Regions from separate parts of the Homo sapiens genome. Here region 2 is linked to region 1. A link is a contact called in ENCODE Hi-C data. All regions are on one chromosome and are shown on one strand. Each heading gives the region's core, a stretch centred on a gene start or an enhancer-like site at or near the end of the contact. The rest is flanking DNA. Distances are from core to core; before and after follow the strand shown.

The links. A loop is a pair of places that touch in the nucleus more often than their neighbours do. Pooled maps may share reads with other maps.
Region 2: a loop to region 1 is called in a map of mammary epithelial cell, with 2.4 times the contacts of the local background. The contact joins two enhancer-like sites. A Hi-C loop is called at or near these places in 3 of 168 maps with a recorded cell type or tissue (IMR-90, aorta and mammary epithelial cell) and 4 of 50 pooled maps.

What each region holds. Positions count from the first base shown.
Region 1 is chr18:8,798,252-8,802,506 of GRCh38, reverse strand. MTCL1 (microtubule crosslinking factor 1) reads right to left here. Exons shown (of 15, transcript NM_001395333.1): 9 at 4,216-4,255. Among named protein-coding and RNA genes, the nearest start is that of GACAT2, 93 kb to the right of the region's middle. RefSeq lists an enhancer at 1,130-2,329. Within about 2 kb of position 1,791, at least 15 of the 41 ENCODE cell types and tissues checked have a DNase peak (open chromatin) inside an H3K27ac peak, as active enhancers do; they include mammary epithelial cell, where a contact is called at or near this core.
Region 2 is chr18:9,054,064-9,058,588 of GRCh38, reverse strand. No RefSeq gene overlaps it. Among named protein-coding and RNA genes, the nearest start is that of NDUFV2, 46 kb to the left of the region's middle. RefSeq lists a silencer at 3,010-3,119. Within about 2 kb of position 3,113, at least 3 of the 41 ENCODE cell types and tissues checked have a DNase peak (open chromatin) inside an H3K27ac peak, as active enhancers do; they include mammary epithelial cell, where a contact is called at or near this core.

The DNA of each region.
Region 1 (4,255 bases), core at 542-3,041:
TGGCTAATTTTCAAAATTGTTCTTGCCTAAGATTTCTAAGATTTCAGCAGGTGAAATCACAGCTCCACAAAAGAGCTAAACCACCACCGACTACTTTGCTTGCATCACAGCCACTAACTTTGGAGATAGGATTAATCTAAAGCTGGAACAGACATATTGACCTGCTGCTATGGGTTAACCCACAAAACGCCAGTCACAAAATAGAGGTGATAGCATCCACGTTTATTCAGGCTCCTTGACAGAGGCAGGAGAATTCCAGAATGATGTGGTAGCTGCCCAGACCCCCACAAGGCACGCACAGCTCCTTTTTGAGACCTCACTTAGCATTCAACACAGGCAACTCCTCCACCAGCAGGAGTCCCTGGACAAATTCTTTACTGTGAGATTAGCTAGAATTGATACATTCACACAGCCAGCAGCATTTTTATAAATGAGCCATTTGTCGTTCTCCTCAATGTAACCTTCATTGTTACATCCAGAAAAGTTCTTTTCTAAAAACCATTATCCCCTACAGAGAATGGGCCACTCAAGACAGACCCTGAAAATATAATCTATTAATATCATGGGAATTAGAGTCATTTACACACAGAAGTCCTCTGCCCTCTGGCCAAGAGTCTGCCCGGTGATCCTGTCCAGGAGGGCTCTGGGCTGTGGTCTCCACAAATGCCACTGAGAGCTTCCCAAGAATGAATGTGGATCCGGGAAAGAATAAATGAGGCACATATTTAACAAGCTGTAAACACAGTTATCAGCCCAAAGGCTTAGGAAACCAGGGCAAGTCTGATGAAAATCAGGTGGCCATTAGGGAAGAGACTTATTTGTGAGGTCCCAGGCTTAGTTACGCACTTTGGAAGGCCTGTGGCAAACTGCAGGCCATGGTTAACTCTGGGAGGTAGGATGGGGCAAGGAGAGTCCTTTCATCAAGCACCCATCTGCACATGTGAATTTTTACCTCACGCAGGGGCTACTTAAAGAGTGACAGAACAACTGCCACCACAAGTACACGGCAAAGATAAAACGCTTCAGATCCTAAGCTCTGGTCTGGTTCCTCTTACAGAAAGAGTAGCACGCCTTATAGGGGAGGCCTCCCAGTTGCAGGATAAACTGAAGAATGAATCACGGTATGACGTACAAAATTGAAATGTAAATACCATCTAGGCTCAAGATAACTTTCTAATTAAAAAAAAAAAAAAAGTCAGGCAGATCACAGTTCTGATGTGAGGCCTCCTCTGGCAAGGGTGCTCTTTCTGGAAGTTTTTCATCTTGGGCAAGCAAAGGTGGGCAGCCTGCATGGCCAGAAAGGAAGACTGCTGGGGCCTGGGAGAGCCACAGCCCCGGAAGCCCAGGGAGCCAAGGGCTCTCTGTCTGCAGGAGAAAGGCTGACTTCTCAGGCAGCCCCCGAAGGCCCTAACGCAGCACAGAAGCCCCGACAAGGAGCAGAGGTCCAGGGAAGTGGAGTCTACTCAGTCCTGAGGCTGGACTGGATGAGGCTCTTCAGTGGCCTGTAGCAGGTGAAGACTTAAATATGAAACACAATTCCTTCAGCTCTTGCTATGAATTTTATATTAAGTTCTTCACACTTTTTTTTTTTTTTACTTAGTTGTTTTACTAAATGATAATTAGGTCACATCCCTGAATGAAAAAGTAACTTCTTTTCAAATCAGTTAATCCAAGTAGGGAAAACAAGCTGTTGGCACCCCAGGGCCATCATTCCCACACCATTAATCACCTTGTGTGAAGTAGCTGGATTCCAGGAATTACTAATCAGCATGAAATGCATAAACAGCCTTAGGAATGCTGGCCTCAAATGCTTAACGCAGTGGCGTGAGTCTTGGAGCTCAAGGAAAACTGTAAGATTCCCTCTTGCGTGTGCGCAGCCTCTGCTCTTCAGGATGGCTGGGGAAACTGAAAGCATTCACTGTGGCTCTAAAGCGCCCAGGTCATGACTGCGAGCTCACGTGGCTGAAGACAGGGAAACAGGGAATGTCTGCGGAGCCAAATGTTTGCCAACCTGATGATTTGTTATGAGCCATCCCAAGGTTGATCGGTATATGCAGTTTTTTTTAAACCTCTGTGGACGTGATAAATGTTGCCATCTACTTGAGTTCAATTGTGAGAACGTTCCATATGTCACAAAGCAAAGACCAAGGCCTGAGGAATACTGTGACTGAGAACTTGTCCTTGGGAAAACGGCTTGGCTAGGTTTCCCATGCTACTAATCGCCTTGCGAGGTGCTCGGCGTTTCGGGAACGGCCCGGCTCTGTGCAGCTCTGTGAGACACGTACCCTGGCTCTTGCATCCCAGCTGCCTGGCTAATACTCATGCCAGTCACAGAGAGGCAAATCCTCTAACCGGGAATGTTCCCTCCCAGAGAACCAGCTGTCGTTACAGTAGAGCTCGTCCATCTTCCGTCCTTGGACAGACAGAGGGTTGTGCATGCGTTAGTGAGCTCCTTACTCACTACTGTGAACACTGGCCCACTTGGCAGACCTGGGTCTGAGTGTCTGGACCCCACCCCGCCACGTGCTTCTATCACACATGGCCCGCAGTGGAAGCTCACGGGTCCATCTCCACTTTCGTGGGTAATCGCTAAAAACTAGTGTTGGAAGAAGCAGGAGGCAAAGGGAAATGACAATAAAATATGCTGAATGTAAGGTTCCAGCTGAGTGACTTCACGTTATTTTCCACCCTGACAGTAACATTTTCTATGACTGTTGTTTAGAAAACCAGATGTGCGAGGTTTTCTCCTTGTCCAGAGCATCTGCGTGAATGCGTGGGAAACACGTTTTCTTAGACGCAGCAGGTTTGTGGCGAGGTGGGAACAGTGGCCATCAGTGGCAATATTATGGGAGGTAAGCACAGATGCTTTATGGGATTGAATGACAACATTTCTTTTCAAAAAGTAAAATTAGTAGATTGTAAAGCATTATTTGCAAAGTAGCATTTTCATTTCTAACTAGATTATTGCTGGAAAACTCATTCCATGACCTAAATTCTCCCCATGGACACTGGCATAATGGCATACTTTCTGATGGCTGTGAATAAAAGTTCCTTTGCAAGTATCATCTCCTCCTTGAGTCATGTTATTCAGGGAGAATGAAGTGGGGACAGGTGTACATAGGAAACAGCTGTTTAGGTGTGAAAATCTGATTGTACAGAGAGGGAGCAGGGGGAACCCAAATTCCCCTCAGCCTGCACTCAGAAGGTTGCCGCCTGTCCTCATCTGGATCTGAGCCAGGGCTCTGGCGACAGCGTGCTCCCATTAGAGCTCCCAGAGGCTCTGGGCTTCGGGAGCCTGGGCCAGGGAGGAGCAGCAGTTGTGGCGTCCAGTGCAGAGGGAGTGCCCCAGAGTGTCTGTGGCTGAGAGGCTAGAGCCGCGCCCATATGACTGCCGCATCCCCGTGGCCACCTGCCCCTGCGCCCTCAGCCCTGAACGCAGGCTTCCTAGGGCAGGGGCATCCAGCTGTACTCCAGGAGCCCCCTGAGCAGCTTTATTATTATTAATACATAATAAAGTTGGGTTAGAGGGGACTCAGAAGCCTGAGAGCGAGACAGCGTTAACACAGGGTCCTGCTCTGGAGCTCCTTACTCCAAATCCTCCGTCACTGCCATTTTGGTATAAAAATGCAAGCAGTTTGGATGTTATTAGTAGCATCTTTTGCTTTATTAAGTAGAGTCTATTTCTGTGGTCTCTGGCAACAATAACAGCTACTTAATAACACTGAAGTCTCACCTCTCTTTATACATTAATTTTTTTCAAAGTGTCATCAAATACTTTTATTTGGGAGCATTATGTTTCAAGTGGGCCAAAGAGAACTTGAAATATTTTGTCCATGTTGGGGGATTTTTTTTAAAACGTGTCCTTTGCTCCTTGTACGTTATGCTGCCAAACGAATGATGTTGCCAATGGCAGACCCTCTGAGGTCAATTCACTGGCCCCAGCAGCGACACGCAGCATTGATCTGCCCTTACTACAGTCCTTATTTATATGGCAACTCAAATGAAAGAGTGGGCTGACATTAAGATGGAAAAGGTTTGATGAGGTGATTTCTAGGAAAAACCCAGCATCACAAATGACAACAGGTGACCGCAGTCAGGCGGTGGAATTTTCTGCTACCTGAATGCCAACACTGGAAACAAAACGACCCAAATGCAGCTTAGGAGCCTCCTCTCCCTGGTGTGGGCAGGGCGACAGGCTCGGGTCGAGGTACCCACCTGTTTGTGGGGCTGTCCCCTGTCCGCGGTCTGCAGCCGC
Region 2 (4,525 bases), core at 1,864-4,363, 250 kb before region 1:
AGGGCTGGAAAAAAAAAAGAAAGAAAGAAATACCGATTATCATGTGTTCTGGAAGGGAGGGACTGATGGTCTGAGAAGGAGGCATGTACACTGCAGGTTTTTGAGTAGAGAAATGTTTCCTCTAGGTCCTGAGCTTTTTCTATGCATTCCAGACCATCCCTAGGTTGTGATACTGGGTAACCAAACAGGCCTATTTTTCAGGGTACCCGAACAGCCACGTATCAGCTCTCCAACTATAGGGTTGTCACTGTGCTGTCCACTACAGGACATAGGAACTTCCCACATCAGCCATGTGTTGTTTCCCATACAATGGGTGGGTTTGGTAGCTTGGTGAATGACAGTCCAATGACCAGAACCAAAGAGGATTGTTAACAAGGGGATTTTCTTACTTGCAACAGATAAGAACACCTGGTCCCAAAGCAGTACCTCCCGGGACTGGGAGCTGGATCTAGTTTTTATAAGCAAAGGGTAATGAGGCATGATCTCACTGGATCCTGCCATGGGGTGACGCCACAGCTAGATCTGATTGGATCCTGGATCCTGCCATGGGGTAACGCCACAGCTAGATTTGATTGGATCCTGGATCCTGCCATGGGGTGACGCCACAGCTAGATCTGATTGGATCCTGGATCCTGCCATGTGGTGTCCACTTCTTAATCCAGTCCCCTGCCCTCAGCCTGAGCACTTAGGTTCCCCCTGTGATTCTTGGTTCATCTGGGCATGCCCAGGTCACGTGACCCAAGGGTCCAGGGCAACTGAAAAACAACCCACAACTTTGTTACATAAAAGATGAATCAGATGGGTCTGGTGCTATAATGTGACTATGGAACCTGAAATATGGCTACTTTGAATTGGAATGTGTTGTAAATGTAAAATACATTTTGGATTTCTAAGACTTAGTACAAAAAATATATATAAACCATCTCATTAATTTTTACATTGATTACATGTTGAAATCAGAATATTTTGGATATATTTGGCTAAATAAAATATATAATTAAAATGAGCTTCACCCATGTCTTTTTGCTTTTAAAACTGTGGCTACTATAATTTTTTATTTTTTTGGGGGGACAGTCTCACTCTGTTGCCCAGGAGTGCAGTGGCACAATCTCAGTTCATTGCAACCTCCACCTCCTGGATTTGAGCGATTCTCCTGCCTTGGCTTCCTGAGTAGCTGGGACTACAGATGCTCACCCTCACGGCTGGCTAAGTTTTGTATTTTTAGTGGAGACAGGGTTTCGCCATGTTGGCCAGGCTGGTCTTGAACTCCTGACCTCGAGTGATCCCCCTGCCCTGGCCTCCCAAAGTGCTGGGGTTACAGGCATGAGCCACTGCGCCTGGCCTGGAAAATTTTAAGTTAAATGTATTTCTGTGGGAAAGCACTGCTCTAGAAATTCAGAACAATAGAATAATTGCATGTCAGGGAGAAGGAAAACAAGAAAAAAATAAGTATGCTGACTTTTCTTCCTCTTCTGGGTCCTGAGGGAATTAGAGAAGAAAAATATATCTTATATCTTAGAATTTTCGAGCTAGCAAAGCCATTAGAAATGACTGAGTCTGATACTTCTCAAAGCAGAGAACCTATCAGCTTCTGAAAATAATTCATAGATGGGGAGGAGTCCTCAGAACTCAGCTTGAGAAGCTATGGTGGCATCCAGCGAACTTACTTTGTAGATGAGGAAACCAAGACTCAGGGAGTCTAAGTGGCATAAGGGCAGCCTGCTAGTCAGTGGAGACCTACGACTAGAAACCAGGTCCTCCCTTCGCCCGCTCTCCTCTCTGGTACCCTATGAAAATGTTTACTTATTTATCTTCTTAATAAGAATAACAAATAACAAAAATTTCGTGCTTTTATTTTTAAAAACATATCAGTACTGCGCATATAGAAAAGTGATATTATCCAAATAAATGTCAAGTTCAGTTCACTTCCTTTCACTCAACTGCCATGACACTTCCATATTTCCCTTTTATTCCAAATATCTTAAGATCCCCTTCGGGGCTTTATATTCTATTTTCTGCCACCCTGATGAGCCTTAAAAAAACCTCATTTGGATAGCTGCTTCTCTGGATCTAGACAGGATTTGAGGGGATTATATTTCCTTTCCAGATTCTTCTCCTTTTCAAATTAATGTTTCCTCTTTAAAATATATACCCTCAACCTATTCAAAGTCTTTTCTTCAGGATGGCTGTTAATAAAACGTGTCTTGTAACAACAGTGTCTATGGCCTCCCTGCAGCCAACTCAGCTCACTGAGAGGCGGCCCTCTATAGTACACTCTGATAAACTTCTTTAGTTTCCTTCTATTGTAGTACCATATTTCCTTAAAAAAAAATCAGCCGGGCGCAGAGGCTCACGCCTGTAATCCCAGCACTTTGAGAGGCCGAGGCGGGCAGATGACCTGAGGTCAGGAGTTCGAGACCAGCCTGGCCAACATGGCAAAACCCTATCTCTACCAAAAATACGAAAATTAGCCGGGCGTGGTGGCGGGTGACTGTACACCCAGCTACTCAGGAGGCTGAGGCAGGAGAATTGCTTGATCCCAGGAAGGGGAGGTTGCAGTGAGCTGAGATTGTGCCACCGCACTCCAGTCTAGGTGACACAGCAAGACTCTGTTCTCACAAGAAAAAAAAAAAAAAAAAGAAAAGAAAAAGAAAGAACATTCCAGGAATGCTCCAATTGTGTTTTTGCTGTACTTTTTGTCTTGCTTGGTGTAGATGAAGCCCTGTAGTGGATACCTGGCAGGCTTTGCCATAGTGTTTCCTTGGTCTAAGGAAGTTCAGCCTTGCACTCAAGTTCTTCACCCCTGGGGCAATTGTGAAATTGACTTTAGTAATTAAAAGTTCTCTTTTATCTTTGTTTACTCTGAATGCTTTAGAATCATTAAATACAAATATTAGAACTGTCAGTGCTCTTTAAGATAATCTACTTAGCCCACCAGTACTTTCTCTTTCTGTCTACAATTGAAAGAAAAATGAGATTTTGGAGTCTCTGTGATTACTTTGCAGAAGAAAGCTATTATGAAGAAATAGTCTAAGGAACTAACTCATGCCAGGTAAGTCAGTGTTTCTGTTCATTTGGTGATGACTAATATTGGCATTCATCTGGCTGTTGTTAAGTGTAACGATTTAAAATTATTATATTGTGTAACCAAAAGATGGCAGTACTCCCTCTTCCTGTTTGGTTTTAGGACAAAATGGAAAGGTCATTTTGTTCTTACTACATTTTTCCCTTTACTCACCACAAAATGAAAATAATGAGTAAAAGTCACATAAGCAAATAAATAAAATATATTCCCAACCTCTTTAGTACAACCCTAATTACTTGATATAGCCATATCTATGCAAAAGAATGCAAGTCATTTTCTTTTCTTTTCTTCACTTGGTTTACTTTTCTAACAGTAGATGTTTGCTTCTATTTGGAACATTTAAAACGATGGCACCAGAAACCTCCATGATCCTTCTCAAAGGAGAGAGAACATGTCAGTTTCACTGAATGGTAGTTCATGTCCATACATGCCAAGAGAATATTGGACAAAAGCAAAATGCAGCAATAGTGATAGTTTATTTTCTGGTCATTACATTTCCCAAAATTATTACTCCACTCACCCTACCCCATCTTTTCTGAGGCATCTATATTGATTTATCCTTCAAATTCCAGCAATATTTTTATTTTATTTATTTATTTTCTTGTGAGATAGGCCACTAGACAAGTAATATTCTATCTAGAATATTACAGTTACACCTAGACCAAAGCTCTGTTTAAATAGAAAACCATACAATTTGGCATTGCAAATAAATAATTTGGCACCTGATGGCACTGAACTCCCTCAAAAATAATTATTCTAATTCATTCTCTTTCAGGTGGCTACATACAAAGCAAAGTTGTGGACATCTGTGTTGACACATTGTATGTTGTAGTCAGATGGGCTTGAATTCCTGCCTAGACCTTGCTAGGCACTGTGATTTGGAGCGAGATGTGCAACTTTGGGCAAGTTTCTGCCTAAGAAAAACGAGGATAAAATATCTAATTCTCAGGCTTGTTTTGAGAATAAGGTGAAAAGATATCTATACTGTGCCTAGCAAACAGTAGGCACTCAGTCAACCTAAGCCTACTTCTTTCCTATTAAGAAGACAAACATGTACATCCACTATTACTGTCAGCTGCTCAATAGAAGAAAATAAATAGGCTATATGTCTATAAATATTCTGTTCCTTTAGGAACAAATATTTAATTGGTTTACATGTTCCACATGGACTATTGTTGAAATCATTCATTCAGCAACTTCTATAGCAGTAACTAACATTTACTGTGTGCCAGGGCCTTTCTAAATGTCTTTACACATATTAACTCCTTTTCCTCGCAGCATCACCAAGAAAAGATGCTATCATCCCTATTTTACAGCAGGAGACTTGGAGTCACAGAGCCGTTAAGTCACTTGTCTGAGGTCACACAGCTAGATGAAAATCCTAGGATTCAAATCCAAGCAGACTGCCTCTGGAGTCTGGGTTCATAACCATTATGCCAT